Linked DNA regions of Mus musculus: regions 1, 2, 3, 4 and 5 are each linked to region 6. A link is a loop called in an ENCODE intact Hi-C map of the cell type or tissue named here. Cell type or tissue: left cerebral cortex. All regions are shown on one strand. Region 1 has its middle 8.0 kb from the start of Gm31651. Region 2 overlaps Cdc14a (CDC14 cell division cycle 14A). Region 3 overlaps Gm26544 (a long non-coding RNA gene). Region 4 has its middle 25 kb from the start of Gm26344. Region 5 has its middle 26 kb from the start of Extl2. Region 6 holds the start of Gpr88 (G-protein coupled receptor 88).

What was found. A loop is a pair of places that touch in the nucleus more often than their neighbours do. Peaks named below come from ENCODE experiments on the same cell type or tissue, not always from the same donor. Only the 100,000 strongest peaks of a DNase experiment are listed, where the experiment ranks them.
Region 1: it touches region 6 in a loop (4-fold over the local background); 3 of 42 quality-filtered maps call a loop at or near these places.
Region 2: a loop joins it to region 6, with 8 times the contacts of the local background. A loop is called at or near these places in 8 of 42 quality-filtered maps.
Region 3: it touches region 6 in a loop (5-fold over the local background); 3 of 42 quality-filtered maps call a loop at or near these places.
Region 4: it touches region 6 in a loop (4-fold over the local background); 12 of 42 quality-filtered maps call a loop at or near these places.
Region 5: a loop joins it to region 6, with 8 times the contacts of the local background. A loop is called at or near these places in 10 of 42 quality-filtered maps.

Annotation. Positions count from the first base shown.
Region 1 is chr3:116,187,648-116,192,647 of GRCm38, reverse strand. No RefSeq gene overlaps it. Among named protein-coding and RNA genes, the nearest start is that of Gm31651, 8.0 kb to the left of the region's middle. In left cerebral cortex, no CTCF peak of the experiment used is centred here; DNase peaks (open chromatin) are centred at 1,208, 1,702 and 3,042.
Region 2 is chr3:116,325,581-116,330,580 of GRCm38, reverse strand. Cdc14a (CDC14 cell division cycle 14A) reads left to right here. Exons shown (of 16, transcript NM_001080818.2): 9 at 1,872-2,102. Among named protein-coding and RNA genes, the nearest start is that of Gm46839, 70 kb to the right of the region's middle. In left cerebral cortex, a CTCF peak has its summit at 3,095 (motif pointing right); DNase peaks (open chromatin) are centred at 984, 3,169 and 4,001; H3K4me3 peaks cover 547 bases; H3K27ac peaks cover 698 bases.
Region 3 is chr3:116,160,748-116,165,747 of GRCm38, reverse strand. It overlaps Gm26544 (a long non-coding RNA gene), which reads right to left. Exons shown (of 6, transcript XR_375975.2): 3 at 4,952-5,000; 4 at 2,909-3,018; 5 at 2,421-2,478; 6 at 1-2,019. Among named protein-coding and RNA genes, the nearest start is that of Gm26544, 13 kb to the right of the region's middle. In left cerebral cortex, no CTCF peak of the experiment used is centred here; DNase peaks (open chromatin) are centred at 1,359 and 2,002; H3K27ac peaks cover 224 bases.
Region 4 is chr3:116,038,905-116,043,904 of GRCm38, reverse strand. No RefSeq gene overlaps it. Among named protein-coding and RNA genes, the nearest start is that of Gm26344, 25 kb to the left of the region's middle. In left cerebral cortex, a CTCF peak has its summit at 2,925; a DNase peak (open chromatin) is centred at 2,929.
Region 5 is chr3:116,031,851-116,036,850 of GRCm38, reverse strand. No RefSeq gene overlaps it. Among named protein-coding and RNA genes, the nearest start is that of Extl2, 26 kb to the right of the region's middle. In left cerebral cortex, a CTCF peak has its summit at 2,974 (motif pointing left); DNase peaks (open chromatin) are centred at 2,961 and 4,802; H3K27ac peaks cover 627 bases.
Region 6 is chr3:116,249,974-116,254,973 of GRCm38, reverse strand. Gpr88 (G-protein coupled receptor 88) reads left to right here and starts at 1,490. Exons shown (of 2, transcript NM_022427.2): 1 at 1,490-1,860; 2 at 2,242-5,000. The coding sequence starts at 2,314. The coding sequence ends at 3,468. In left cerebral cortex, a CTCF peak has its summit at 2,559; DNase peaks (open chromatin) are centred at 2,935, 3,192, 3,778, 4,317 and 3 more places; H3K4me3 peaks cover 3,233 bases; H3K27ac peaks cover 2,521 bases.

The DNA of each region.
Region 1 (5,000 bases), 62 kb after region 6:
AGTCTAGCCTGTAGTAGATGTTCTTCAGTTCCTTCGTATGTTAAAAGAGGATGCCTTTCCATACTGCTCTGAGAACAGCATGCCACTGGTCGCCACACCTCCTCCTCCACTCGGTGGTCATTCCACAGAAGGCCCTGTGTACCTGTGTTCCTTGCAGTTGCAGCTCATACTGTCTGCTTCAGTTGCTATCCATCCTCTCTGAAGTGGATTGTTTGGCTTTACTTGTCTAGTTTGTTATTTTGCAATGACTCTGTTTTTAGCTTAACATTTAAACTAATTGTTCACTTTGATCAAAAATTGACAGTTACTCAACTTGGACATTGTAAATGATGAATAGGAAATATTGAAGTTAAAAGCCAGAGCTTGAGTAAAGATACAAAGTTTGTGCTTTGTAGCCTGGGCTACATAGCAAGACCCTTTCCAGACAAAGAAAATAAGTTTACTCAGACTAAATGGAGGTAGCATTCATTAAGAAAGAAAGGTCATCCTTGTTCAGGTGTAAAATTGGGACCCAGTTAATACATTGGAAAAGCAAATAGTATCTATTAAAATAATATGATGCTATTAAATATCATGGAGTTTCTACATTTCAACAGAAACTTTGTTTAGATATAAAGGATCAGAGAATATGACATAGCCCTGTCTTCTGAGTTTTTTCAGGTGGAAAGACAGTGCATATCCTCTAAAGAAAAGTAACACTCTATACAGAAATCTAAAGGCCATAGAGCTAACTAATGACTGACAGGTGAGGAATACTGATTCTCAGCTAGGAAGAGCAGAGCTGGGCTCTGGCCTGGGGCTTGTCAAGATTGTAGCTTGAAGCTTTCAACTCTTGGGGCTTTCTACTTTTCAGACGTAAAATGGAGACTGTAATCTCTGCCCAGCATTCCTATCAGGTTAGTATAGAACTGGAATGGGGTAGGATCGACAGAAACGTGGCATAAATAATAACACACACACATTAGTCCTCCATGTGATCATTTTCCTTCCTCTGTCTCATCATGGAGGGAGATCACACACATTACGTTTTTTCCCTTTCTGTTTGAGCTTATGAAATAATTGACGTTTCTAGCCTTGTGAGTCAATTGCATGTGCAGAACTTAATCTTATGAAGCCAGAGAAAGACATCTGGGCTCCTCAGTATGAGGAATCCAGCACCTCATTACGAGGATAACATTGTTAGAGGAAGACATCCTCCGAGGCTGGATCTGCTTCAGACAAGAGTTTCTGTTTCCTCCGTTGACAGTGGAGCAGCTGCCTTTTCCTTATCGAACATCCTTTCAGCAGATGTTTATATGTTGCATCCAAGGCCTTGATGCCACTGGGAAGGGCAAGATGGAGAAGGGTGGGGCTCTCAGGTCTCACCTCTCACTTTGCTGATTACTTCTTAGCACTGAAACGTCACTTATCTTTTGCCCTTTACTTTCCTCCTTGCAAACCCCAAAGCAACACACAACGAGTCTTATGCTTTTAAGTATTGAAATGCAGAATGAAAGTGAAAAGAGTATAAAAATCTCTTTATAGGGGGCAGTGGTTGCTAGTCCTCAGCGTTCTCAGATTGTGAGGAAGGAGGAGGTCAAACTAAGTACAAGAGAATCTGAAGCTTGAGTGGGTTTCTGGCTTGGTTGGTTTTTCTCCCTCCAACTAGTGAACAAAGAGAGAAACTGGGCAACATAAGACAGCTGGTTTCCAGTGTGGGCTCTCCTCGGGGGCAGTTATGGGAGCTTAGCCAGGAAAGAATCTGGGCCAGTAATTAGAATTTCACAACTTTGTCATGGCCTGAAGGAATATTTTCTAGCTGATGGAGATGTCCCATTTGCTTAACATGCCCAGACCTGGAGAATGGCTGTGCAATGCTGAAGGTCTTGGCACTTTTCTTCCTTCCAATTGTCCATAATTTTATTTTGTTGCTGTTGTACACATGGCCTCTTGGATTACTGTGAGACACAATAAACATAGAGAACACAACATTCAACAAGCAAATCAAGTAAATGGAATTTATTGAAGACATATTCAAAGCAAGAGCCGGAATGAACTCAGTGAGAATCCTTAGGGAGAGAACACATACTGGCTGCATTCTGTATCCACTAGAGTGACTTTCACATGAACACAACTTGTGACAGCTTGCCAGGTGGCTCTCCTATAACTGAAAACTATGGCATACAATTTCTATGTCAATAAGTCAGACAATGACCATGTTTAAACTGTGGAGGGCATGAAGTTAATCTCCTCTTGGATTCTATCTAGACTTATCAGGCTTGGCCTGTTCAATTTATTTATTTATTTATTTATTTATTTATTTATTTATTTATTTATTTATTTTAAAAGAATCGTCTCTATTTAGGAGGGGAAGGGGCACTCAGAAGCACTGATACTGGGGCTATCATCAGAAGATGTTACTAGAGCATGGGTCACTTGGACTGAGCTAGAAGCAGATGAGGTTTCGAAAGCTGCTTGCTTACTTAAGAAATCCCTGCAGGTATATTCTGAAGTGAAGGGCCTCAGTTTCACAGTCTGTCATCGTAAAAGTTGTCCAAGTGAGAGCAGGATATGTGTTTTACAGAGAAAAACAACTTTGGGAATCTGTACACTTGTATAGAGTCTCTGAATTTCAGAGTTGCCGATCATGTAACCAGGTAGACTACTTTGTTCTGTTGCTCAGTCTAGATGAGGGGAAAGGCCGGGCAAGAGTTCACCCCGGCCTTCCCATCCTCTGGTGCTCAGATCTTTCCTGTCTGTAATATTTAGCATATGACTAAGCTACTTAAGTAAATCCTGAGTTTATGATTTATGGACCCAGGAAGAGGGCGTTTGACACTCAAATCACCCTAGAGATATGTATCAGAGCTAAAGAGGGAAATTTGTTCTCTATAAACTCTGGTCCAGGTTATTAAAGGTGGTTGTTTTGAGAAGACTTGTACACAGTCCACTGGCCTGTGGACTGAGTTCTCTTGGTCCTAGTGAACTCTAAAGAACAGGTCTTGAATGCTCAGCTGGATGGCTGGTTCCCATTGAGGGTAAAACTGAAAATAGGAAGCCCTTGGCTGCTGACTGTGAAATAAACTTGCTTAAGTTGCCTGCCAAGGGCAGTTAGTCATATGAAAATCCACATGACTAACCAGAAATGATTAAGGCGTTGAAGGTGCCAGCGTCAATGGGTAGGATTGCTTTCACCATGGGATCAAGTTAAAGTGAATGCCCACTCACAAGTTCATAAGCCCTACTGTAGTTCATCCTGGATCATTTTGCCTCCACTGATGTGGCCCATCAAATGATTTTATTAAGACAGACATATCAAATAATATTGACTGGCTGCTCTTTATATTTGCTTTTTAAACACATTGCTCAGGCCTTCTATTTGTGAGGCATAGCAAAAAGAACAATAACATTGCTTTCTTCAAACTTCTGACTCTAGTGTCTGGTTTTGTTTCCTGACACTGACTAGATCTTTGGTTATAATTCCTCACAATAGCTTCATGATACGGTGCTTTGGTAATAAGGAACACATATAACTTCTGCTCAAATTTATTGATCAAAGCTAGCCACATAGCCACCTGTTGTGAAGGGCGATAGGTCCAATCTTTCTGTGAGGAAGGAAGGCAGTAAATATTTGAAAATAAGAAAACCATTACATCTTAGAAAAAGGTCTCATTTTTACCAGATTGAAATATTGTTGATACATATGAATTTTTAGTCATGTGATTCAAGTAACTTGCTATGAAGGTAAGAGGAATAAGGGCCATCTTCAACTGGGCTTTGACATACCAGGCTTAAGAGAATACATATTCTTTACATTGGGAATTTAAGAATAATATTTTGCAAGAAGCAACTGAGGAAAATATGAATGGAAACATTTTAAGTTGAGTGAGAAGATCAAAGAGCGTGAAAGTCCATTTTGGTGGAGGATGAGGCTCCACAGCAAGTGATACTGTAGCCCTGTATACGCTAAACTAAGGAGATTAGCATCTAAGCAGCAGGCAAACAACTGGAGGTTTTGGAAGTGTGTTGAAGACTGGATCAGAGAGATGCTTGAGACATTTGTGGGTCTTCTTAGAGCGTCAAAGAGGGATGTAGTAAAATGAGAACTCGGGATGTGACAAGTGTGACCAAGACAGAGCAAACACTGCCAAGCTATGAAAGGAACCAATGTTGGCTGAAAACAGGTTGGTGTGGGGAGGAAATATGAAGAGAGGAAGATATGGAAAGAGTAGAAAATAGTGGCATCTGGTAGTAAAGAATACAATAAAAACAAAGTGAGTGAAAGTAATAAAGTATAAAGGCGCCAGGACCACTCCATTTTGTGGCAGGTCTCAACAGCTCTATGATGACAAGGCAACAAATAGATCCAAGTGGTCTGGAGGAAGCCCATCCCAGAGAGAATGGTGAGAGCTTCAACTATGATAAACTAGGCATGTTTTAAGAGGCGCAGGAAGTCACTGTGGTGGGAGTAAGAGGTGTGGAGAACAGTAGGCATCAAGTTGGAGAGATCATGTGGAATCTTAAATTATTTGATCCTCAGCGTTGGGAAATCATTTCTAAAGATATATTTTCTTTATATCTATTTCTGTGTGTGGGGATGTGTCTATCACATGTGTGAAGATGCCTTCAGAGGCTGCCTGATGTAGGTGCTAGGGACCACATCTTGGTTCTCTGCAAAAGTTGCAGCTACACTTAACCACTGAGCAATCTCTTTTGCTGTCCTGGGTGAGTTCTGAGCAGAATTTGTGTTTCAAGAATTGCCGTGGCTGCTCTGCAGAAATGGACCATGGAAAGAATCTTTGGTTAGCCTAAACCAGTGACCAGTGAGGGGGCTGTCACAGTAATGCAGGCAAGAGAAGACAAGTGTTTAAGTGCAATGATAGCATCAGAGATGAAGTATTCTATTTATGGCTCTAATATTTTTTGCCAGTAGCTATATTTCACATATACACTTTTCTATTCAATTGAACACTTTACACTGCACAGCTAAATGACTTTAGCGTCATGGTAGATTGCAACAT
Region 2 (5,000 bases), 76 kb before region 6:
GTAGGTATCTTTGTGATAGGAGTCCTTTGGATATAGTGAGTGGTACGCTAAGTCCTACGGTCCATTTGTTTTTAATGTTTTGAGTAATCTCCATGAGGATTTCCACAATGGCTGTACTAGCTTGCACCCCACCTACATTGAATAAAAGTTCCACTTTCCACACGTCTCCAACAGCATCTGTCATCAGAGTTCTTGATGTTAGGCATTCAGAGGAAATTTAGTACAGGGAGTTTGCTACAGTGAGACTAAGAAGAAAGACAGCAACGAAGGATGCAGAGGGCGATGGAGAAGGTAGTGGGTTCCTTTGAGGCTGAGGGATGAAAGAAACAAAGGGGAGTTGGGAGGACGGAGGCCCGTGGAGGAAGAGCCTCTGCTGGTCCTCAGGGCTCTGAAGGGAATGCACCAGAGACTCTGCTGTCAGGGAAGACATCTGGCCGGTTCAAGGCATGCCAAGCCGAGATGGGAGCTCTGGCTGAAGTGCTGACAGACGGGAAGAAAGGTTTCCTTTGGTTGTCTTGCCATCTCTCCTACTTTGAGAGCAAACGGAAGTATGCTAGAAGGGTAGTCTGCATGGAGTAGTAGGTGGACCCAGAATTACAAAGACTGAGTTGGAAGCCTGGCTTGGAGCTGAGAGAAAATTTTTAAAAATGACAGGGTGAGCAGGGGTGCAGCCAAGAGCATAGTATGGAGACCCTCTGGTTCACTCCGGAGCACGTGATCTGGGGGGGGGGGTGTCATTCTTTCTCCAGAGCACGTGATCCCCTCGGGGTCATACTCCGGAGCACATGATCCCTCGGGGTCATTCTTTCTCCAGAGCACGTGATCCCCTCGGGGTCATACTCCGGAGCACATGATCCCTCGGGGTCATTCTTTCTCCAGAGCACGTGATCCCCTCGGGGTCATACTCCGGAGCACGTGATCCCTGTGAATGAGGTCACTTCACTTGCCTGGGCTGCCAGGAATCTGCCAGCAGCTGGCGAACCCTGAATGGGTGAATCCTGAATGAGTGATTGGTGGTAACTGGTGTGTTAGGAAATTAGTCCTCTTAACCCCTGGGCTGCAAGGCAAGGTTTTCAGTGACCCAAATTCCCGTGGTCACTTTGGATGACCGGCCAAGAGTAGATCAGTAACAAGAATGCTTGCTTGCTGGGGGACATGCCAGGACACGTGGAGATTGTCTCCCCCCACTGTCAAGAAAGGGTCTACCAAAAGTTACTCTCTTAACTTTACTTTGAAATACTAATATTTTTATTGGACATGCATATGTTTATGCTACACATATGATTGATTAAAATTATGTATATACTATGAAGCGACCGTCAAATTTAACACATGGATCCAGTCCCGCACGCTGTTTTTAACTATAGGCAACATGCTGTGCACTAGGGCCCTTGATCATATTTCTCTTGTCCAGTGGCACCCTTGGACCTCCATCCCACAGTTCCCAGCTGTTATTTTAAGGAGATGGTTTTGAGAAAGCTTACAAGGTGTGACTCGGACATTGCATATGATAATTAATCACCACCCTGCTTCACGGGGAGTGGTGTTATAGATGGAAACGCTACCTCTAGCTTCCAAAAAGCCTTCGCTGTAGCTGAAACGAATCTGTTAAAGAATACTGTTCAAGAAGGAATGTCGCCCCAAATCACCCCAGCACTGCTCTGTCCATTTGAGTACTTCGGAACTGCCTTTGTTTGGGGTCTCCAAGATTATGCTTCCTGGATTCTGGATTCTTGGCCAGTCATCCAGAGGCTGCCATTTTTATTTTTTTATTTTTGTAGGTTGTAGTCGCCTCTGGTGTTCAATTAGGTCAGCCGCTACTTTGATGGCTCCTTGTGGTTTTCTGCTGACTGTCCCTTGTTTGCCTGTAGGTTACCCTCTCCACGCTCCCGAAGCCTACTTTCCATACTTCAAAAAGAACAACGTGACCACGATCGTGAGATTGAACAAAAAGATCTACGAGGCGAAGCGCTTCACAGACGCTGGCTTCGAGCACTATGACCTGTTCTTCATAGACGGCAGCACCCCCAGCGATAACATCGTGCGGAGATTCCTGAACATCTGTGAGAACACCGAGGGGGCCATCGCGGTCCACTGCAAAGGTGTGTGTGAGCTCTCAGCGGCCACTGTGCTGGGAAAGGGCGGGCCCAGACCCACCTAATAATGAGCCAGACCTGCGGGTGATAGGATACAATGGGATGTTTTTCTTTTGTACTAGATAGTTGGAACATGAGCCCATTTTAATAATCCCTTCCCTAAAGAAAGGATTAATCGCCTTGGTGGTGGGGCCCAGCTTTCTGGACAAGTCATGGCATGCACTTGTGACTCTTCTGAGCCCAGGCGCATTGACTCTGAACACCACTAGAAGGAAGTAACGCTTCCTTCAGAATTGATCATCTTTTCTTCGTACTCTTCCATCATCTGACATTTAGTGTTTCTATATGCGCGTACGTGTGTCTGTGTGTTCACACGTGTGTATGCCAGAGTTTGACAACTCAAGTCTTCCAATTTTGTAGTTTTGAGACAGGGTCTCTCACTGAAGTAGGAGCTTGCCTTTTTGGTTACACTGACTGGCCCGTGAGTCCCAGGGGCTCTCTTCTCTCTACACTCCCCATTCACGGGCACCTGCATTATATCTGGGTCATGACAGTGTCTGGCTCTAACTGCAGGACCCCCATTCTTGCTTGGCAGGTTTACTGACTTTCCTCCTAGCTCCTCTCGATGGCTTTCGGGTCTCTCTACTCTTCCACCCTCGCGCCGCCCCTCCCCTAAGTCTTATGCCTCATAGAATAGAGGGTCTTCCCACCCATTACTCGATGTGGGTTGTCTCAGAATTAACTGGAAGACTTTGCTGTGCAAGTGAATACCTGGCTTCTGGAGTGGGCACTGGTCAGGTAGAGCAAGTGTAGGTCCCAGCTTTTAACAAATCAAAACGCAAGATTTCCAGTTAAAATTGAGCGTTACATTAAAGTCGGAAGGAGCTCAGATTCCACTGTGGGTTTTCTAGTTTGGTGATCTTCATTTCCGCGGAGACGAATCACTCCTGGGAATGAAGCCTCTAGCATGCCACTCGCAGCTCTTCACGGTGCCGCGAGGTGGCGCTGCTCACATTGGCTTTGCGTCCACAAAGGCGGTTTTTTGTTGCACGGTTATGCAAATCGGCCAGTAGGTGTTGGGGATGGTACTGTTCTTTTCATGTGCGGAGCGCTGCTGTAACTGCCTTATTCAGACAGTGTGGCTTTGGTTCTGACAGAAATTAAAATACCATTTTGTAGGCCCTTGTTTCTATGTTTAAGATCTGAGTAGGTGGAGGAACTTTGCTGAACATGTGAGCTCTGAGCAGTGATGCCAGGCTGCGTTCTTCTCCCAGCAGCCTGGGAAGACAGGGAAGCGACCGGCACATGGCCCCCGATTTAGGGATGGTTCCCGAAGCCAGGCTGCATCTACCTTTGGCGCAGCTCTTCTCTCGCCCTTCTTTGTGCGGGGAAGACCCTGGCTTGCAGGACAGTAGTCCTCTCTCTGGGTTGTTAGACTAAGGTGTTCATTTGCTCTCTTCTTTGCTTCTGGTCTCTCCTGGGGCAGAGAGCTGGCTTGTTCTGAACGTTTCTTTGGCACTCTAAGTTTGTTTTATTGTAACCCTCCCGGCGGGAACGAAAGGACTCTAAATAGAATCTTGTGCCAGCCGCGTTTGACTATCAGGCTGTTGAGATTATGAACCCCACGAAAATGGATTTTCCTCAGCATTTTCCTGATGGGAGAAGCCAGCTAGAGGGAGATCTCTCTCTCTTTCTCTCTCTCTCTTTTTCATATCACTGACAACTTGTCGGGTCACTTTGCAAGTCTTAAGAGGGGGGTCACACTCTTCACTACAACACCTTGAGTGAATCCCCCTTTCTGTTTTCTACTCTCACATATATCTTTAGTTAGACCACTGCGGATAGGTGGCTGTACTTGGCTCTGTGTGTGTGTGTGTGTGTGTGTGTGTGTGTGTGTGTGTGTGTCTCGAGGTGGGGTAGGGGGAAGGGCAATTGGGACCCAGCCTCTGACCTAACTCTGGTAACATGGTGGTGGTCCCATGCTGTTAGAGTTTGCTCACATGCAGGACAAGGCCCACCATTCCCATATGCCATGTGTCAGAACCTGGGAGCCTATGGAGTGTGATAATGAAGCTTTAGTATGGGACACGCCGATCGTCTCTTTTGAAGGAAGTTCAGTTTCCTATTTAAACAAACAAACAAACAAAAAATCAGCATTTTCCCTAGGGGATTAATTTGGCCTTTTCCTAGTCAGTATTATTATGACAAGGTTCTGTGTATATCTGTATATTTATAAGCTATATTTTGGATCAACTGACTGGGGGGGCATAGCTTTCCTTTTTTATATACTTTTTTAATACAGTATTTTTTTTATCATGTTTCCCCTCCCCCCAATTCCTTTCCTATCCTCTTTACCTACCTACTCACCCAGAGACATGTTCTCTGTCTCTCTCAAAACAAGAAAACAAAAGACAAAAATCAAAATAAACAAAAAACCAATAAGATGAAAAAAAAAAGCCCAAACAAAATAAAATAAAACAAAACAAAAGCTCCCCAGCCCACAAAGACATGGGGTTCATCTTGTGTTGGTCAACTAACTTCTGGGAGTGGGGCATGCCCTGGGATGTGGTTAATACGAATAGGGAGACTCTCTTGGGAAAAACTGTTTCCCATTGTCAGGAAATGGCTTTTTGGTTAGGGTTGGAACCCTGTGTCTGCTTCCCTGTCTCAATGCTGGGACCCTTGATGCTTGAACCTGTGCAGCTCTGGTGAGCACTGACACAGCCTCTGTGAGCTCACGTGGGCATCACTTGCTCTTGCAGTAGATGGGAATTAGCAGTGATCCACTGTGGTCAATGAGCAGAGAGTGAGCGACTTGGGAGCACTCAGTCCTAAGTGGGATGCCTTTTTATCACTCCCCAGCCTCCACCAAGGCCCAGGGATCTAAGGGCAAGTGGAGGTGGA
Region 3 (5,000 bases), 89 kb after region 6:
TAATGAGGATTTTATTACTGCTCCTATCCACTTGTGATTATTAGGTAAACCAATGTATATTACTTTAATAATCAGATAAAAACTTAAAGTTTGAAAGAAAATGACCATCCAATATTCTGTTATAATTTCCATTTCTTCCCAATGGGAGAGAAAGGAAGTTATTCACTACAAAGCCTGCTTATAAATGATATTAACACACCAGAAACTATGCATGTAGCGCTTATGCATATTTGTGGAGCATACTGAGGATAGAATATTTCAATATTTTGAATTTTTAATACTTAACAGTACTGGTCTTTGCACTTAAACTTTGGGTGTAAATTGTTTGAAGCTAGTTTTATGATCATTTGCCTCATTTTGGCAAACTGGCTGATCACTGGTTAAATTCACCCAATGAAGCTTTGCCTTCCTGGCTGAGGAAGTGTTCCCTCTCCTCACTAAATGTGGGATTAGTCAGCTCTTTATTATCTCCTGTGAATAATAGTCGGATACTGTTCTTATCACATAAACATTTATCCAGAAAGCTCACCAAGACTCTAAGCTGCTAATGAAGGGTTATGTAACAAGAGTATTGAAAATTTCCCTTTTAATAGGATGCCAGCAATTAATTCAATACTGCAGTTCATAGAGCACTGTCCTGGAGGGCTTGGCTGAATTTTTTAAATTTAATTTTGTCTAGTTTTTGAGACTGTCATACATGGACATAAAATATTTTGATATTTACCCCACCCTGCTCAGCTTTTCCTAGAACCCATCCTGTCCTCTTTCAATGTCATGGTCTCCTCTTTTTATTTCTTTCTCCTTTATAACTCACTGAGAACAGTTAGGTCTGGCATATTCAGCAGAGAGGTGGGGCCATCCATTGAGCACAGGCAACCCATAACAGGCTGCATCCCTGAAGAGCCCTGACTCTTCCTCCTCCAGGAGCCCTCGGTTGTCTTAGCTGATTTTTAGTCTCCCTACCTCTATGCCTTACCTTGCAATCTTATTTTTGTTTATATTTTCAAATATAAGCCAAAGCACCTTGCTTTAGTTATGCCTTTGATATTAGGAAAAGGAAAACTAAACAATTAAATCGATCCTGCATTTATGCCCTGCATTTCTCCTATATTTTGATAACTTCCTTCCTATGCTATTTATTGTTTTACATATTTGCCTTTGGTATTTTCTTTAGGTATACTGACATAAGGAAACTCGAACATCTCATAAACTAGTGAGGTGGTAGAATGTGTGGGCAGATACCCTGCATGTGCAGACTTACATGAAAGGAAAGATTTAACTTCCCTTTTAGTTAAAATAAGTACCAAGTGTGCTTCGTTAGCCAGAGAGAGTTCAGGGAACCAGATGATGATGTCCAGGCATTAAAGTCAGCCATGCTTTAGAAAGGAGTGGGAAGAGATGGGCTCCCATTCATTGTAATCTCATAGTGACTCGGGCCCTCTTCACAGTCCTCCCCGTTCCTACTCCCAAGTCAGCCAAATGAACATCTCCTTCAGTAGACATGGATGTTACCTCATGATGCTGCAGTCACATGGTCTCACGTGGAAAGTGTGGGAAGGCATCAGGTGAATCTTTCTGAGTCACTTTTTTTTTTCTTCACGGTACCTTTCTGTTGTTACAACTTTGGTTTAGGCTGTGAGTATCACTGATGGTATTGTCTCTAACCCAGAAAGATGGCACAGAGAAGGCTCGTCTAAGTTGCCCTGTTTCTTTTATAAATCTCTGGGTTAATGTTTGCCTCAAATGACTTCTTTTGCATTCATTTCAAGTTGTCTTCTTGAGAATTTAGTGCTGTGGTCCAATATTTTATTGTTTGGTTAATACAGACCTGTGACACTTCCTTCTCAGATCTAAAATATCCCACTCTCTTGCCTCTGGGCTGTTACATATGTTCTTTTCCCATCTTATTTCACATGTTCACACTCTGTTATCACACATAAAGAAACAGTTAAACTTTACACAGACAAGATCTCAGAAAGTGGAACTCCCACTTGTTCTGTCCTAGAAAGCTTTGGAGAGCTGTGGAAAAGGGAAGGAGAAAAGAGAGGCTTGTGAGACAGCTTGCTGTGCTACAGTAGCCAAGGGAAGAAAGTCCTGTAAGGACAACTGTGCAGAACGATGGAGAGACCCAAAAGGAAGCGCTCCAGAGGCAAGAAAACGAAGCCCTTGAACGACACTATAGGTGAGCATTCGGCAGGCATTATGGATTAACCAATCCCAGAAGTCCATGCAAAGGGAAAACCTGTGAGCTGCTATCAGAGAAAAATATAATTCCTGCATACTGCTTAGCTCAACCAGCAAAGAATACTTGCATTGTTATTGGGGTGCAACCATTAGCTATTTCTTTTACCATAAATTGAGAGATAACTTTACGGACAGAGGATGTTTGAGCATCCGAAGGTATGAGGATGTTAACTTACCACCCATGCAAAACGGCAGCAAGGAAGATGTGTGCTTGATAAATCAAGAATATACATGCTGAAAAGTGAAGTGGAAATACCATAAGCTTTGGCTATAATTCAAAGCACTTGTGTCAGACCAGTATGGTTGGATGGGTCATGGGAGGAAACAACAGAATCAGTGTTGTCTTTCTATGGATGTCTTGAACCTTAGGAATATTATTTAGGGCTATTATTATTTTAGATTATTTTTTGACTTATTTATTTTTTGTTTGCCTTCTCTCTAAGGGTATTGGATTACCTAGAACTGGAGTTATAGACAGTTTTAAGCTGCCATGTAGGTCCTGGGAATTGAACATGGTCCTCTGGAAGAGCAGCTAGTGCTCTTAACCACAGAACCGTCTCTCCAGCCCCAACTTTAGGACATTTCAATAACTGTTATACAAAGATATGGATTTGTTCAATTTTAAAGACCAACTGAACATGCAGTGTGAATACAAAGCACCTACCACATCTGAGGCAAAATGCTCAACTCTCCTCCCAATCATACAACAGAATGGATAAAACAGAGTTCTGACACTCCTGGAACATGTCACTTTGGAGGATGGAAGGGGTGACCCTGGTCCAGGAAGAAACTTAAGTAAGTTTGAATTCAAACCATACAAACCTTAACTTTTGAAGAAAAAAGTGTAAAAGATAACACTGCTGAATTCATAATTCAAACTGAAAGGATGACGACAGCAAGTTACTGTTTGAGCACCTCCCTAACGGTTTACCTCAATAAAGCCACCCTGAGCACGGGATTACACCGAAGCACCAGTTACGATGCCTGTGGCTTACAGTCTGGTCTTGCCTCTTCTTACAAAAGCGACTGTTGGCTTTTGTACCAGATACTGTTATTCTTACAAAAAGGAACATAGGTTCCTGTTCCCTTTTGCCCAATAATTATCTAAGAGGATGCTGCAGAGACAGCCAAGAAGGACAGAAAAATAAGGAAATGAAAACAAAAGGGTCAGAGGCATGGAGGACAGAAAGAAGGACAACAGTACCACAAACGCTCTGTGTGAGGGCTCGGGGGACAGCCAGTCAAGTGTGTTTCTTGCTATTGTTGCATATTTTGCTTGGACATCGTGTCACTTCCTCTGTACTCTCTGTGCAAGAAATATTTGTGAGGAAGGTTAAAATCACTAAGAAGTTGTTTATGTGGCATCTTTCTTGGCAAGAGGCACACAGGCACACACATTTTATGTGCCTCTGGACATTTGAACAGATAGGTAACTTACAGCAAGATGAAGTAGCCATCTATTGTGACCACACATTGGAAGTGGCTGATTACTGTTTTTTAGTGGTATGTGCATGTGTGTGTGTTGGGTGTGTGTGTGTGATGTGCCCGAGTGTGCAAACATTCCACACATATGAAAAACTGTCGTTGTGTGTACAGTGTGTACAGATAGTGCTTTCCTTCCTCTGACATTCAGGTTAATTTTTTCCCCATGCTGAATTAGGCTACTAAGAAATGGAGAGATTAATCTAGGCCTGAAGGAGGAAGGCAACCCCTTAAAAATATCCTATTGCATTTTTGACATTGGCCGGAAAACCTGTGAGATTCAGTCTTCACTAGCATGGAAGCTCAACCCAGAGACTGGTTCATTCAATTAAAATAGATTAGTGTGCCACTCCGTTAAAACAGAAAGGCCAGTAAGATAGCTCAGTGGGTAAGGACACTTGCCACCAAGTTTGACAACTTGAGTTCAAATCTTGGGACTCACATGTTGGAAACAGGAGACCCCTCGTACTTTGTTCTCTGCCGTGTACACACACGTAAAGGATAAAATATTTAAAAATGTAAAATAAATGTGTAAATGAACAAATCCAGTGTTTTCTTCTATTTGTGTACTATCCTAAATTGAAAACATTTGTGGCTGATGCATATTAGACAGACTGAATGACAGCACAGGACACATGACATTCTCCTGGTACCTCTCTATGTGTGCAGGTACAGGTACAAATATACCACACTTATACACATGCACATATGTGCATTCTTACACACACATTACAAAAATAAAAAATAAAAGTTAGAAAGCAGTTTTGAGCAATTCTGCTCCCTGCTTGGAGTAGGACTTCTGAAGCAGGATGTGTCTCCCTAGCTTCTGGGAAGAGAGCAAGAGAGGAAAGCACTTAGATAGAGAAGCCCCCACAACCACAGACCCACACCCGAGAGTGCAGGTGGCCTGGAGATGTCAATCTAGCACACCTGGCTGCTTCTCTCCAAAAGTCCGGTAGACATAGCACCATCTTTCAAGTCTCAGCTCTAGGGCCATCCTTTGGATGCAATCTTTCTGATAGTCTTTGGATTTCTTTCTCTTGTATTTTTCCCTTTCCAAGTCTAGTTGACTGGGGAACTGAAGAGCATAGATTTTCCAGCATTTATGCAGGTCTCTATAGTAGCATTAAGCAGTGTTCCTAGAGTATCATCATTTTCCCATGATCCTAAGAGGGTTTGGAAGGGCTTGGAGCTTACAGCATGCTTGCATGGGAATTGTTCTCACCTAGATTCCGAGATGGGAGAAACAGGCCCATGGGGAGGCCTAAACACAT
Region 4 (5,000 bases), 210 kb after region 6:
CAACTTGCAACACTACAAGAGTGCACAGTGGGGCTGGAGAGATGCTCTCACCATTAAAGGCTAGGCTCACAACTGAAACTGTAAGAATGCAAAGCTTGTAACACTTTGGAAAATTTTAGAATGCCGTTAATCAAGAGGAAAGACTAAAGAATGTAAATCTTGTAAGATTTTTCCTTGCAAACTTGATATTACCCCAAAGAATATTTGTTAAGAAGAAACCCAAAGTCCCCAAGTTTACACTAAGTGTCACTGAGAAAAAATATTTTCTTTTTTTAAAAAAAGTTGAAGAGTGTCAACCTTTACTTTAAGGGTCTTATATAAGTCAATTTTTTTTTAAAAATAAACTATTTTGGTATGTATATGAACAAAGGCCCAGAAAATTTAAAGTTATTAAAGTTGCTATATTTTCTAATAAAGACAAAACAAAACCACAAAACTAAAATGTTCTGAGGACTGTCGTCTGTTTCTCCCTTCAGTCACCATTACTACTGTCACCATTACTATTGTCTATCTCATTGTTCAGGTCAAAATCGCAGGAGTCAAAACTGGCTATGGGAGAGCACACTACTAATTTCATTACACGAGAGAACCTTTACAAGTTCAAGACCAGCCTGGGCTGCATAGTCAATTTAAGATCAGCTTAGCCCAGGGCTACACAGCAAAATAAAATGAAACAAAATAAAATAGGACTCCACAGTCAACCTGTCAACACATCCCATATAATTTATCAACTTCTTCCAAATCTACTTGAAGTAAGTGCTTCTCACAGCTTCCACCACTAACACGCTGACTTAAAACACCTAAATCATTTCTCTTTAGAGTCCAAGATGGCAGTAGTGTTCACAGTGCATCAGCTGTGAAAACCAAAATCTCCACACTCCTTGCCAAATACCCTCTGGGAAGTCAGAAGACATCAAGTCACCTCATGATTATTGTCCACTATTAGCCTTCCTAATTGCTCCATTTTACCCTTCTATAATCCACATCCCATACAGTAGTCAGAATAATCTTATTAAGGTGTGCAAGAACGCTGAAAGACCATACATAGCCAAGTACAGTGATTAGATTTGTCTCTTGGGAGAAAGAACTTATATTGAAACAAGATGCATAGATTTGAGGTCAAGGATAACAGAAACTGGGAGAAATGAGAAAGCATACAGCTTTAGGGGTCAAGAGAATGTTACTCTGATCCTGGCTCTGTCATTTAAAAGTCCTGAGGCCTTAACCAAGTTTTTGCTTTCTTGGCCTTCAGTTTCTATATCTATGATAACCATAATTACTCTTACCCTCAGGATGGCTGGAGGATTAAATAAGACAACGTGTTATAACATTGCGTTGTACCTGACACACTGTAAGCAGTAAGTGACCGGCAGCTAATGAAGCATCTAAGCTAGTAAGAGTAGAGTTTTGGAAAGAGGGTAAATTGCAGAGATCTTAAGATAAGCAAGCTTAAAAAACTGACAATTTCAGGTTTGGGGGTTAGGGAAACAAAGCCCCACTTGCAGCATCTTGGCACTGCAGCTTTGTAGGTAAAACGACGTGAACACCATGAACTTTGTGAAGAGGGGGAAAGTCTCTCCTGCAGAAGGAAGTTTCTTCGGCTTCCATCCTTCATGGTTCCTCTTCCCCACCATCCTGTCTTCCTTCCATCTCACAGTCTGTATATAACTTTGCCTCCTCAAATCGTACATACATCAAACACAAAGCTGTGTTTAGAAAGAAAAACTACAACTCTAATTTCTCTAAACTAAATCGAGGGTTTCAATAATTGTCAATTTAGGGGAAAGAAGATGAAAACTACCGAAGGTAACAGTACCTATGACATAAACCATCCATGTTGGGCTTAGCGAGATGTCTCAGCAGGTGAAAGCGCTTGCCACAGCCTGATAACCTGATTTAGATCTCCAGCACCTATGCGGTTAAAGGATAGAACCCACTCTCCCAGATTGTTCCCTTACTTGGACATGTTCGACATGACATATACAAGTCCCCCAAATATTAATCATTCTAAATCTATAAATACACTTTTATGTTATTTTGAAGTTGCCACACACTTTTCCAAGTATCATTTTTATGAACTTATAATATTCTATGTAATCCAAGTAAACATTATTCTAAGGAGTCTCTAGACATCTCCAAATGAATTCGCTCCAAATGTATTTGGCAGAGAAAGGTTAAGACTTCCTTCTGGCTCATTGTGTGAGCCATGCATCTGTTTCACTCTCTTAAGTTGTTTTTTTTCTGTGTACTCCTGCCCTTACTTCTGTCTGTAAGTCCCAACTGTCACCCTGTGTTCCTCCAAAGCAAACATCCATGTGACTTCATGTGCTTCTCAATTGTTCTGACCATTCTTTGGACCCTTCACTTTTCACCCAGTCTTAAGATGTAAGAATGTCGTAAGTTCTGATCACCCACTTTCCCACCATCAGCAGACACTATTGAGCAGAGGGTACCGTGCGACCCAGCTTGCTATTGAGCACTGACAACTGGCAGCAGTTTGTCATTTGAGGGCGATAGTCAAAAGAGAAGAAACTTACCTGGAAGTTGCCAAACAGCATGCGAGTTGCTTTGCTCAGGCTAAAGTTTATGGCATGTGAATTCCCTGAGGCTCATCAGGCGGTTACATAGAAAAGAGAGGAAACTCCATTAAAGGACTGAGTTTGCCAAGGTTGGGCAAACACTGTTTGTAAAGCTGTGACTGCATTTTCTGACAATCTTCGAGACATTAGACACAGTGAAGTGAAGCACATCTTGTTCTCTGTCTTGATGGATTCAGCACAGTTGCTTAGAGCAGGTGGAATACTTAGGATATTTTCATTTCTTGAATCTGTCTTGAATGTGATGTTGATGATCACTGTAGGTACAAATATTAGGCAAACAATCATTTTGCTCTGAGCTGTTGATTTTTTTCATAAATGAATGCATGACACCTGCTGGTTGACTGTGGAGTTTACCTAGCTTATTGAAGTGAGGTTTATGAATTTTGCATACACTGAAATCCATCAATTGGGAATGTACGAGGCTATGTGTTTTCGATCAGTATGTGTGCTTACATAACCACCATCACAATCAGGATACAGAAACGGTCATTTCCCATGGTTTCCCTGCACACATTTGTAGTCAAGTCCATCTTCAGGACCAGGTGAGCACTGACTTGCTTTCTGTTCTAATAGTGTCATATGTTCTAAAATGTCATGTGCAGGAGTCATGGTATGTAGTTCTTTGTGCCTGCCCTCGTTTCTTTAACCTAATGCTTTGTAGATTCAGTCTTGCTGGTGCAAATATCAGTAGTTAGCTGTGTTTATCCTTTAATAAATAATAGAAATTTGGGTTATTTTCATGCTCTCTCTCTCTCTCTACACACACACATATGTTCACCTGTGTTGTGTACTTTTAAACTTGGCATGTAGTTGTACATATTTATGAAGCACAGTGTGGCATTTTGATACATTTTAACAAAATGCAATGACCAGAGATTGACAATCAGCCTATCCATTGTTTCTGTAATTAACCATCTCTTTGTATTGAAAGCATTCAGATCCTCTCTACTAGCTATTTTGAAATATTCAATTAGCTGTTTTCCACCACAGTTACCCCACTGGGCTACAGAACACTAGAAATCATTCAGTCCACCCACCAGAAACCTCAAACTAGCTATACCCTCCATTCATTCTTTCCTCCCTGAACCTTCTCCTTGGTAACCACTGTCCTATTCTATAGAAAGTTAAATTTTAGCACACATACATGCAAGTGAGAGCAAGTGACATCTGTCATTCTGTGTCTGATGTATTTACCCAACACAGTGCTCTCCAGGTCCATCCATGCTGCTGCATGTTATAGATTTTACTCTTTTTGTGACTGAATAGTAGCCCAGCATGAATAATAACACATTTTCTTTACTCATTCATCTGCTGTTGGACACTGGAGACGATTCCATAGCTTAGCTACTCTTGGCAGAAGAGTATTGCAGTAACCAAGGGAGGGAAGATGACTCTTTGTAGTGACAATTTTGGAATTCTCGTTTCTTTAAAAAACACAGAAATATTATAAGAATTTGTTTTTGGTTTAATCCTAGGGATGTGATACAGGGTAGCTTCAGACAGCTGACTATGATTTGCCTCGTGCTTTAGCAGGCGTGTGATTTGGGCAGCTGTAAACAGTTGCTGCAACGGTATGCCATTTGGATTCTGGGAACTTTTCAGAGGGCATATAAATGCTAGGACCTTGAGAGGTGAGGTTGGTAGTTGGTGGGCTATGGTGGTTGTTGGTCATTCAGGGGTGGTGGTGGTTGAGGGTTATTAGTAGTTGTGATCAAAAAAAGAAAGAAGAAATTAGGTTCAGGGATCTTTTCCTCTCTCCTCTTTATTCTTTTTTTTCCCTCTCCTGTCTAGTGTTAGGGAGTTGAAGGGGTGGATAAAGGGTGGCGAAGGGTAGAAGAAAAAGGAGCCTACAAAGTAGCACAGACCAGCTACACCTCTTCAATACACTGATTTCATTCCTTTAGTTACCCATGCAATGACAGGAGAAGAATGCCTGGTGGCAGCTCTATTTCTAGCTCGTTTGAGGGAAGCTTTAATATATTTCACAATGGCCATATTAATTAGATTACCACTAAAGTACTAAGATTAAAGTATTCTTGCCTCCTCCTTATTAACATTTATTTTGTTTGGGTGTGTGTGTGTGTGTGTGTGTGTGTGTGTGTGTGTTTGCTATTACAAGTCACTCACTATTTTAACAGGAGTGAGAGGATATCTCACTGTAGCTTTGATCTCTTAGTGGTGCTTAGAGTTTTTTCATACACTTACTCTTCACTAGCTATCTTCTTATGCCGATCAGATAGTTTGCCTGTCTAAACAAAATGGTAAAAGGGATCTCTTTCTTTGTTGTGCAAATATACTTTAGTTCTAAAAAAAAACCCCACCTGACAGTTTTTGCATTTGCTGTCTGTAACTTTTTAAATGTACACTTTGAAATATATGTATATTTTATATTTGTATTAA
Region 5 (5,000 bases), 220 kb after region 6:
TGATTCACTTTATAAAAACACTGAGTTTTGCTTTATAAAAGTAATTTCCCCCTCCATACACCTAATGTTATCCCTATATCAGTGTACTTCCCTATTTCATATCATTATTGTGGAATTCTTTGGATGAATATCTCTTTAATTTCACCTAACACTAAAAAGTAAGAAGAGATTTTCTTAAGAGTGTCCTGAATTAACACTTAAAAAACAAGCTGTTACATCAAAGGAAGAGTACAGCCATGAAGCCAGTGGTGTGACTTGCTGCACAAATTTTATCACACACAATTACTTCTATGCACATCAGTCACTGTTCCCTCCCGGTGCGGATGGTCCTAGCATCTGTAGTACCAGCTTGTAGCATTAGGGGTAAGTGTAGCCTGAGGGTCAGCACATAAGAGGTGATACTCCTGCTGTTGAAATTTAGAGCTTTTTTCTGAGTTGGGACTAGAGTTCATGAGGTCTCACCTCCAGCTGAGGGGTTATTGGTAATTAATGTCTGCCAGGGGAAGGGGAGCCATTTTCTTCAGTGGTATAGCTGCTGATCATACACATACAAGCGATTCTAATTAAATTCAGTGGATCGTCTTTTAAAAAGGCCAAGAAGAAAGAGGGGGGAAGAAAGGGTTCCAAAGATATCGAGAAAGGGGAGAAGAGAGAGGAATGTGAAGGGGTGACTATTATCAAATACACCGCATACATTTATGAAATTGTCAGTTAATACGTGTTTATTTTGAATAATAAAACTTTGGCTAATGGGACCTAATGAAACTCCAAAGTTTCTGCAAGGCAAAAGACACCGTCAATAAGACAAAAAGACCACCAACAGATTGGGAAAGGATCTTTACCTATCCTAAATCAGATAGGGGACTAATATCCAACATATATAAATAACTCAAGAAGGTGGACTTCAGAAAATCAAATAACCCCATTAAAAAATGGGGCTCAGAACTGAACAAAGAATTCTCACCTGAGGAATACCGAATGGCAGAGAAGCACTTGAAAAAATGTTCAACATCCTTAATCATCAGGGAAATGCAAATCAAAACAACCCTGAGATTCCACCTCACACCAGTCAGAATGGCTAAGATCAAAAATTCAGGTGACAGCAGATGCTGGCGAGGATGTGGAGAAAGAGGAACACTCCTCCATTGTTGGTGGGAGTGCAGGCTTGTACAACCACTCTGGAAATCAGTCTGGCGGTTCCTCAGAAAACTGGACATAGTACTACCGGAGGATCCAGCAATACCTCTCCTGGGCATATATCCAGAAGATGCCCCAACAGGTAAGAAGGACACATGCTCCACTATGTTCATAGCAGCCTTATTTATAATAGCCAGAAGCTGGAAAGAACCTAGATGCCCCTCAACAGAGGAATGGATACAGAAAATGTGGTACATCTACACAATGGAGTACTACTCAGCTATTAAAAAGAATGAATTTATGAAATTCCTAGCCAAATGGATGGACCTGGAGGGCATCATCCTGAGTGAGGTAACACATTCACAAAGAAACTCACACAATATGTATTCACTGATAAGTGGATATTAGCCCCAAACCTAGGATACCCAAGATATAAGATATAATTTGCTAAACACATGAAACTCAAGGAGAATGAAGACTGAAGTGTGGACACTATGCCCCTCCTTAGATTTGGAAACAAAACACCCATGGAAGGAGTTACAGAGACGGAGTTTGGAGCTGAGATGAAAGGATGGACCATGTAGAGACTGCCATAGCCAGGGATCCACCCCATAATCAGCATCCAAACGCTGACACCATTGCATACACTAGCAAGATTTTATTGAAAGGACGCAGATGTAGCTGTCTCTTGTGAGACTATGCCGGGGCCCAGCAAACACAGAAGTGGATGCTCACAGTCAGCTAATGGATAGATCATAGGGCTCCCAATGGAGGAGCTAGAGAAAGTAGCCAAGGAGCTAAAGGGATCTGCAACCCTATAGGTGGAACAACATTATGAGCTAACCAGTACCCCGGAGCTCTTGACTCTAGCTGCATATATATCAAAAGATGGCCTAGTCGGCCATCACTGGAAAGAGAGGCCCATTGGACTTGCAAACTTTATATGCCCCAGTACAGGGGAATACCAGGGCCAAAAAGGGGGAGTGGGTGGGCAGGGGAGTGGGGGTGGGTGGATATGGGGGACTTTTGGTATAGCATTGGAAATGTAAATGAGTTAAATACCTAATAAAAAATGGAAAAAAAAAAAGAAAAAAGAAAATATCTAATAAAAATTATATTTTGCTTTTACTTCAAAAAAAAAAAAAAAAAAACTTTGGCTAAAAGCAAAAGGCTGCATTCTAAAGAGCAATAGTACATGATTTAAGTCTTATTATTTGTTAGATTATTATTTTATTATTTCCTATTGTATTATTATCATTATTACTACAACTATTACTATTATTATTATACAAGAGCTATACTTGCCAGAGATAAATGAATTTTTATTCCTACTATTTGGGATGGCTGAGTTTTGAAATAGTGAGTTATTCTGATAATTTATTGCACAGTACAATTCTGTGTTTAAAATCATGCCTTTGGTTTAACTGAGAAACCTCATTGTTACATAAAATATGTTAATGGGTGATATAAGTTTATTTAATATGATCAACCTAGGCCAGGATTCACATAACTTAATAACATACTAATTAATTAATTAATTAATCATGGGGCGGGCCATGAACATGGCATGGCATACAGGTATTGGTCAATGAACAAGTTTAGGTAGTCCGTCTCCTGCTTCCAGTATGTAGATTTCAGGGTTTGAACTCAGGTCCCAGGCTTAGTGGCAATCACCTTTCCTGGCTGAGTCAACTCACTCTCCCTAACTTAGTCTCTCTTTAACTTCACTGCAGAAGACATTCTTAGGGAAAATCAGGGACACCGCTAAGGTAAAAGATTTGCTAAGTTTACTGGAAGGGAGCTAAAGTGACAGAAATCAGTCTATTAGGCTGCAGTGACATCTGCTGGTAAGAAAGTTAATTCCTAAAAATTGTGTTTCGTAAGTAGGACTTTAGTCTTCGCAACTCAAATTTGCATTCTGGGTTTGGCACATCAATGGCTGTAAGTAGAAATTTATGGTTCTTGCTAGCCTGTGGCAACTTTCCATATGCACCTTATAAACCAGCGGTTGTCAACCTTCCTAATGTCACACCCCTTTAATACAGTTCTTCACCTTGTAGTGACCCCCAAACATAAAATTATTTTCATTGCAACTTTATAACTGTAATTCTGCTACTGTAATTGTAATATAAATGTCTGTGGTTTCCTATGGTCATAGGTGACCCCTGTGAAAAGAACTTTCAACTCCCCAAAGGGGTTGTGACCTATAGGTGGAGAACCACTGCTATAAGAGAAATGTTGTTAAGGAGTGGGTGTTGCCCCGTCACAGGGCACAAAAGCAGTGCTCTTGGCCCCCCAGGGCACAGTGACCCCTGAGCACAGCCCAAGCCAGGTCTCACCCTTGGCACCTCACCAATACTGACTCCCGGCCTGAAACTGGCCGGTTGAGACCTAGATGTAGGCATTCTTCTATTACTGTGAAATTTTATTTATGAAGAATTGGAAGGAGGCAGCTCTAGGCCTTGGGAAGTGTACCTCTTTTCTATACACTTTCTTTCAGCAGCTAGCATCTTTACCACTCACCCCCTGCCTTTCAGGTCCCACTCAGCCCTCCCCCACTGACACCCCTACTTTTCTGGGGCCTGCCCAGACTATTTTCCCCTGTGGAAAGCATGCCACATTGCCACCTCCCACTTCTGATAGGGATCACCTGGAAAAGATGGAGGCATCTCCTCTATTTTCTCAATAAAACAACTGGTTGTTTTGTTTTGTTTAAAAAAAAAAAGGAGTGAGTGTCCTCAGAGATAACCGCTCCCAGCATACTTGTCGGATGGTGATCCATCCTCCAACACTAGGCTACACAGCCGTGTTTACATCAGAATTTGCTCCGACGCTCTGCTCTGGACAGTTGAGCCTAGGCTGTAAGTGAGAGCACCGAGTTTCAAGATGGGGATGTTGCAGGGTAGAATTTTCTTTTGCCCAAAAGTAAGACATGGATGCTACTGTTTTTGTTGAAGACAGGGCTCCAAGTAGCCCAGGGCAGCCTCAAACTTGCCCTGTAGCCAAGAATGACTTGGTCCTCCTGTCTCCACTTTCTGTTGAGTCTAAAGTGTGTGCCCCACATGCGTCACAGCATATGCTGTGCTGGGGACTGAACCTGTGGACTTGTGCATCTCAGGAGAGCATCCCACTAACTTAACTACATGTTCAATCCATGCTTGCTACCTTTTAAGAACAACTGATTCAACATCCTGCTTTAGGGTCATCAAACTTTACAATTGGAAAGAAATTTTGCTAATCATTTTGTTTGCTCCTTTCTTTCATGAGGAAGGTGAGAAAAAAATAAGTTAAAATACTTGGATACCTGGAAGATTCTAGAAAAAAAAAAAGAAAAAAGAATGTTCCCATTCTGATAGCCTTTACTAGATGTGTATTGCTTGTGATTTAAACAAACAAACAAACAAACAAACAAACAAACAAACACACCCTTATGCATGCAAACATGCTTTAAAATTTATATTTAGCTTTCTCCAATACATTTTTGCCAGCTTTCTCAGATTCAAGATATGCTATTTGAATACAGAGAGTATTATGTAATGCTTCTATCTGGCACATCCGAAATATGCTTTTTTTCCCCCAAGTCCTTCTCAGAAAAGCAAGCTGTCTTCTGCATTTCTTCAATGTAAGAATGGAAGATGAATGTGGACCAGAGGAGAGGAATCAGTCCGAAAAAGCCATCACAGGAGATGTCTGTGGCTTTCTGATGGAGCCATGCTCACAGCCTCACACACTGGACGTGTTATCAGACAAGCACATTTTCCCTCGAGTTTGCATCCCCATAGGCATTGTCACACTAGCATGGAACTTACAGGTGAGAAGTCATGCCATGTAGATAAGTAATAACCAAATGACCTAACAAATGG
Region 6 (5,000 bases):
GTACCAAAGCAGATTTGAGTCCTGAGTGTGAGTCTCCATGACATCCCATATCATGAAAAGCTCAGAGGTCCTTCTCATTCATCCTATGGAGTCTTCAGGGAAATTGCTTTTCCCCAACACCCACTATTCAAAAATAGGCTTTAAACTTTAGTTTAATAATCACAGCAGGCCTGAATAAAAGTTGCTGAGTGTGTTCTGGGGACAGGGTGCAGTAAAGTGCCTGACAAACAAGTATCAGTCCTGAGTTCAGATCCAAAGTGCGCACATAAAAAGCCAGGCATGGTGGCACATATCAGTAATCCCAGCTCTGGGAGAGCAGGAACAGAAGATTCTTGGAGATCAGTGGCCAGCCAGCCTAGCAAAAGCCGTGCAGGTTCAGAGAGAAAGAGAGAGAGAGAGAGAGAGAGAGAGAGAGAGAGAGAGAGAGAGAGAGGAAGAAGGAGGAGGAGGAGGAGAGGGATCACCACACAGTTCCTACTCAGCACACACACAACTTCCCAGTTGTCATATCTTCCATTACATTGGCTCATTTGTCACAATCGATGAAGCATCCTGACACGTTTACATTGACCCCATAATTTACACACAGGTTCTCTGGGTGTTTATCTAGTAGGTTTGGACAAACGTACAGTGATGTTTTCCACCATCAGAGTACCATCCAGAGTAGTTTCCCTGCCCTGTATTCCACCTCCCGGTCCCTAGCCCCCCCCCCCCCCCTCCCGACAGCTGGTGGTCCCTGCAGTTTTACGTTTCCCAGTATGGAATACAGTTGGGCTTGGGCAGTGCGCAGCCTTTTCAGATGCTTCTTTTGCTTAATAACAAGCATTTCCGGTTTCCTTAGGTGTTTTATGTCTTGACAGATGATTCCTCTTCATTGCTAACTGGTGTTCCATTGTCTAGCTGGACGATGGACTCCATCTTTAGATCGCCTGACTATGGTACTCACACTTCTCTCATCCCGCCGAAACACAAGCCAAGAGGAGAGGTGTCTAGCGATGGGAAAAGGAATTGAAATTATGATTTGAGCTAAGGCTCGCATATTTTCTGTAGCTAATTACTCATGTCCCACTTTGCCAAGGGTGTGTGTGTGTGTGTGTGTGTGTGTGTGTGTGTGTATGTGGCTGAATTTCAATTCAAATGTAAGGTAATTTTCTCTGAAATTGTACTGGGGTATATTTATCTCTGAGAAAAGAAGTCTTACCTCCAGGATGATTCAGATGGAGATGAAATTTTACTCTAACATTTAAAGGAGAGGAAAAAAAGGAAGGAAAGAAAAAAAAATCAGGCAGAGTGAAAAATGAGACAGAATGGAGAGAGAGAGAGAGAGAGAGAGAGAGAGAGAGAGAGAGAGAGAGATTTGTTAACCACAGGATTCTCTGAAAAAGGTATTTTTCTCTTTTACAAGTTAGCAGTTACTGAATAATTCATGAAGCAGGGAAAGGCTGTCTTCTCCCTGGGTGATGGATAACTGAGCAGGAGAGGCTCCAAGTGGGTTTGCCACATCAGCCAGCGCTCTTGCTTGGAGCACAGGGTGCGCTCCTCTCCAGCTCAGTTTCTTCTGCTCTTGTAGCCAGGCATCTTCGCTGCTGCTGCCTGCCTGCCCACCCTTCTGGGCTTGCAGCCTACCGCTTGACTTTCTCCAATTCTACTGCCAGCTGAGGAGACTCCCCACAGCTGTTGGCTCCTGCCTGGGACCATGTGTGGGGATGCTGCACGGGAGAAGCAAGGCGCTTGCTCCTGGCACGGGTCCCAGCTCAGTTTCTCCTGTTGACTTCTGGACCACAGATGCTGCTGCCGAGGAGGTATTTCCTGGCATCTCTCCCTCTGCTATCACCAGCTAAGGACTGGCCCCAAATCAAGGTACCTCTACTCCCTCTCTTTGGCGTTTTTCCCAGCTAGGAGATATCTACTTTCTCTCGGTAAAGAGAGCTCCGGCTGGCAACACACATTCCCAACTCGTGTGTGTGTGTGTGTGTGTGTGTGTGTGTGTGTGTGTGTGTGTGTTTGGGGAAACTGTCCTAGGTGTGGATATGACCTTAGGGCTTCCCTGCTGCTTGCTGAGTGTAAAGCGGACCTTCTCTGTCATCGGAGACATTTCTGAGGCAGGCACCTGTCATCTGCCACCCCCGTTCTCCTGTTCTTTTTCACCTCCCTCCCTTCTCCCCCTCCTCCAGCCCATTATTCGGCTTCAGCCTTTTGTGTCGGTGACAGCGGGCTGAAGAAATGTTTTTGCCCTCCCAGCAGGCAAGTGCCAGGATGGGCCACGCTACACGAAGCCAACGCTAGGGCGCGAGGTGTGAAGAGTTGGCCAGAATGACCAACTCCTCCTCCACTTCGACCTCCACCACTACCGGGGGATCGCTGCTGCTGCTCTGCGAGGAAGAAGAATCGTGGGCGGGCCGGCGGATCCCGGTGTCTCTCCTGTACTCGGGCCTGGCCATCGGGGGCACGCTGGCCAACGGTATGGTCATCTATCTCGTGTCGTCCTTCCGAAAGCTGCAGACCACCAGCAACGCCTTCATCGTGAATGGCTGCGCCGCGGATCTCAGCGTCTGCGCCCTCTGGATGCCACAGGAGGCGGTGCTGGGGCTCCTGCCCTCGGGCTCCGCGGAGCCCCCGGGGGACTGGGACGGTGGCGGAGGCAGCTACCGCCTGCTCCGGGGCGGGTTGTTGGGCCTCGGGCTCACTGTGTCCCTTCTGTCCCATTGCCTCGTGGCGCTGAACCGCTACCTGCTCATCACCAGGGCGCCTGCCACCTACCAGGTGCTCTACCAACGGCGCCACACGGTGGGCATGCTGGCACTGTCCTGGGCGCTCGCCTTGGGTCTGGTGCTGCTGCTCCCGCCCTGGGCTCCTAAGCCCGGAGCCGAGCCACCGCAAGTCCACTACCCCGCGCTCCTGGCGGCGGGAGCGCTGCTTGCGCAGACGGCGCTGCTGTTGCACTGCTACCTGGGCATCGTGCGCCGCGTGCGCGTCAGCGTCAAGCGGGTCAGCGTGCTCAACTTCCACCTGCTGCACCAGCTACCCGGCTGCGCCGCCGCCGCCGCCGCCTTCCCCGCCGCCCCGCACGCGCCGGGTCCGGGAGGCGCCGCGCATCCCGCGCAGCCTCAACCCCTGCCGGCCGCTCTGCAGCCTCGCCGGGCGCAGCGGCGTCTCAGCGGCTTGTCGGTGCTGCTGCTCTGCTGCGTCTTCCTGCTGGCCACGCAGCCGCTGGTGTGGGTGAGCCTGGCCAGTGGCTTCTCCCTCCCGGTGCCCTGGGGCGTGCAGGCGGCCAGCTGGCTCCTGTGCTGCGCCCTGTCGGCGCTCAACCCGCTGCTCTACACGTGGAGGAACGAGGAGTTCCGCAGATCCGTGCGATCTGTCCTGCCGGGCGTCGGGGACGCGGCTGCGGCCGCCGCGGCCGCCACCGCGGTGCCAGCCATGTCCCAGGCGCAACTGGGTACCCGGGCGGCTGGCCAGCACTGGTAACACACCTTGCTTGGAGAGGCTTCCTAAGCCACCTGCCGCACTGCCTCCTTCTTTTGTAAGCTATCCCCAGCCCCAGGGAAGATCCCAGTGGAGAACATTTTGCCTTCCTCCCCAGTGCAATACCAGAACCAAGGTCTTCCCCTAAAGGGAGTCCCAATTGTGTGCGGCCATTGACGTTTACCCTTTTGTTTCTGTGTTTTAAAGACACCCGTGGGTCCATCCAGACACTCAGACTGCAAGGACTTGTAAACTGGCATTTTTAGAGAACCAGTTAATTTATTTCAAGTTTGCTTTTGAAAAAGAGCTTTCATATCATAACGTACAACCCTTCCAACCTCCACCGTCTTATATACGAAGCGCCTTGAGTGTGTGTGTGCATGAGCCAAAGGGAATACCGTTGATGAAGAGACTGTGTGTAGATAGTATCCTAACCACACTTTCTTCTGTTAGAGTTTAGTCTTTGTATATTGACCTGGAAGAGTGAAACCACAGGTGTGTACACCGTCGTGAGTTGCCACTGAGACCTCAGGCCCTTTATTCTTAAAAGGGCTTTTTTTATTGAGTCATTTTTGAAATGAGATTGACTCTCAGCCAGTGAGGAAACAAACCAAATTTATTATTTTACTCTCCTCTCTATTTATTTCTAAGGTGGAAAGCTACCGTCGAGTGTTAAAGCGAAAAAATGTCAAGTTTTGGATTGGTCAGAAACCAGAAATGGAATTTTAAAAGCAAAAACAGGGGGAGCTATCTATTTTGGGTAGCACTTTCACATATTCTGAAGCATGCACACTTCTTGCTACCCACATTTGTAACTGATTTATTTGCCTCTGAGTGTGATTGCAGCTTTGAACATTCTGTACTATAATGGTTGCTAAGGGGAATGACTCCTGTAGTCTCTTTAAAATATCTCAATGCACATGACATAATTAAACACTAATACCATAATTGCATAGCTAATGTTAGCTGCCATTGCATGCTCCTAGATGTTAGAACTTACTGGGCATGTGGTACACAAAGCAATACCCATTAGACAAGGACATTTTACTTCTTCCAGACACCAGAAGAAAAGGTCTTTTAATCATCTGAAAAGAGATGTAGATGAACCCGTGGCTCCCTAGAGTTCTTGTCTTGACCTGGCTTATGAGAAAACTCCCATTTGGGGACTTTATCTCCCAAATGAAACCAATGGTCAGGGTGATAAAATTCAGATTGGCTCCATCAAGTTACCTGTGCGTTTTAGGGGTTAAACAAGCCACACGTTAGGAAGTAACACTGTTTTATGTTGTTCATATATATTACAAAAACATTTATTATTAGTATCATGTCTGTTGAAGATGGAATCAGGCAGACAGTTATGCAGAAGGAGAATATTTCGAATGGGACTCTGTTCTCCAATGTATCAGTTGAGGTTTGCAGTCTTCATCTTTGATTTCCTAAATGTATAGATGCATTTACAATGTACAAAAAACAAAAACAAAAACACTGAAATCGTTTTGTAAAATTAAACAGGGAAGAAAGTAACAGGAGGCCTA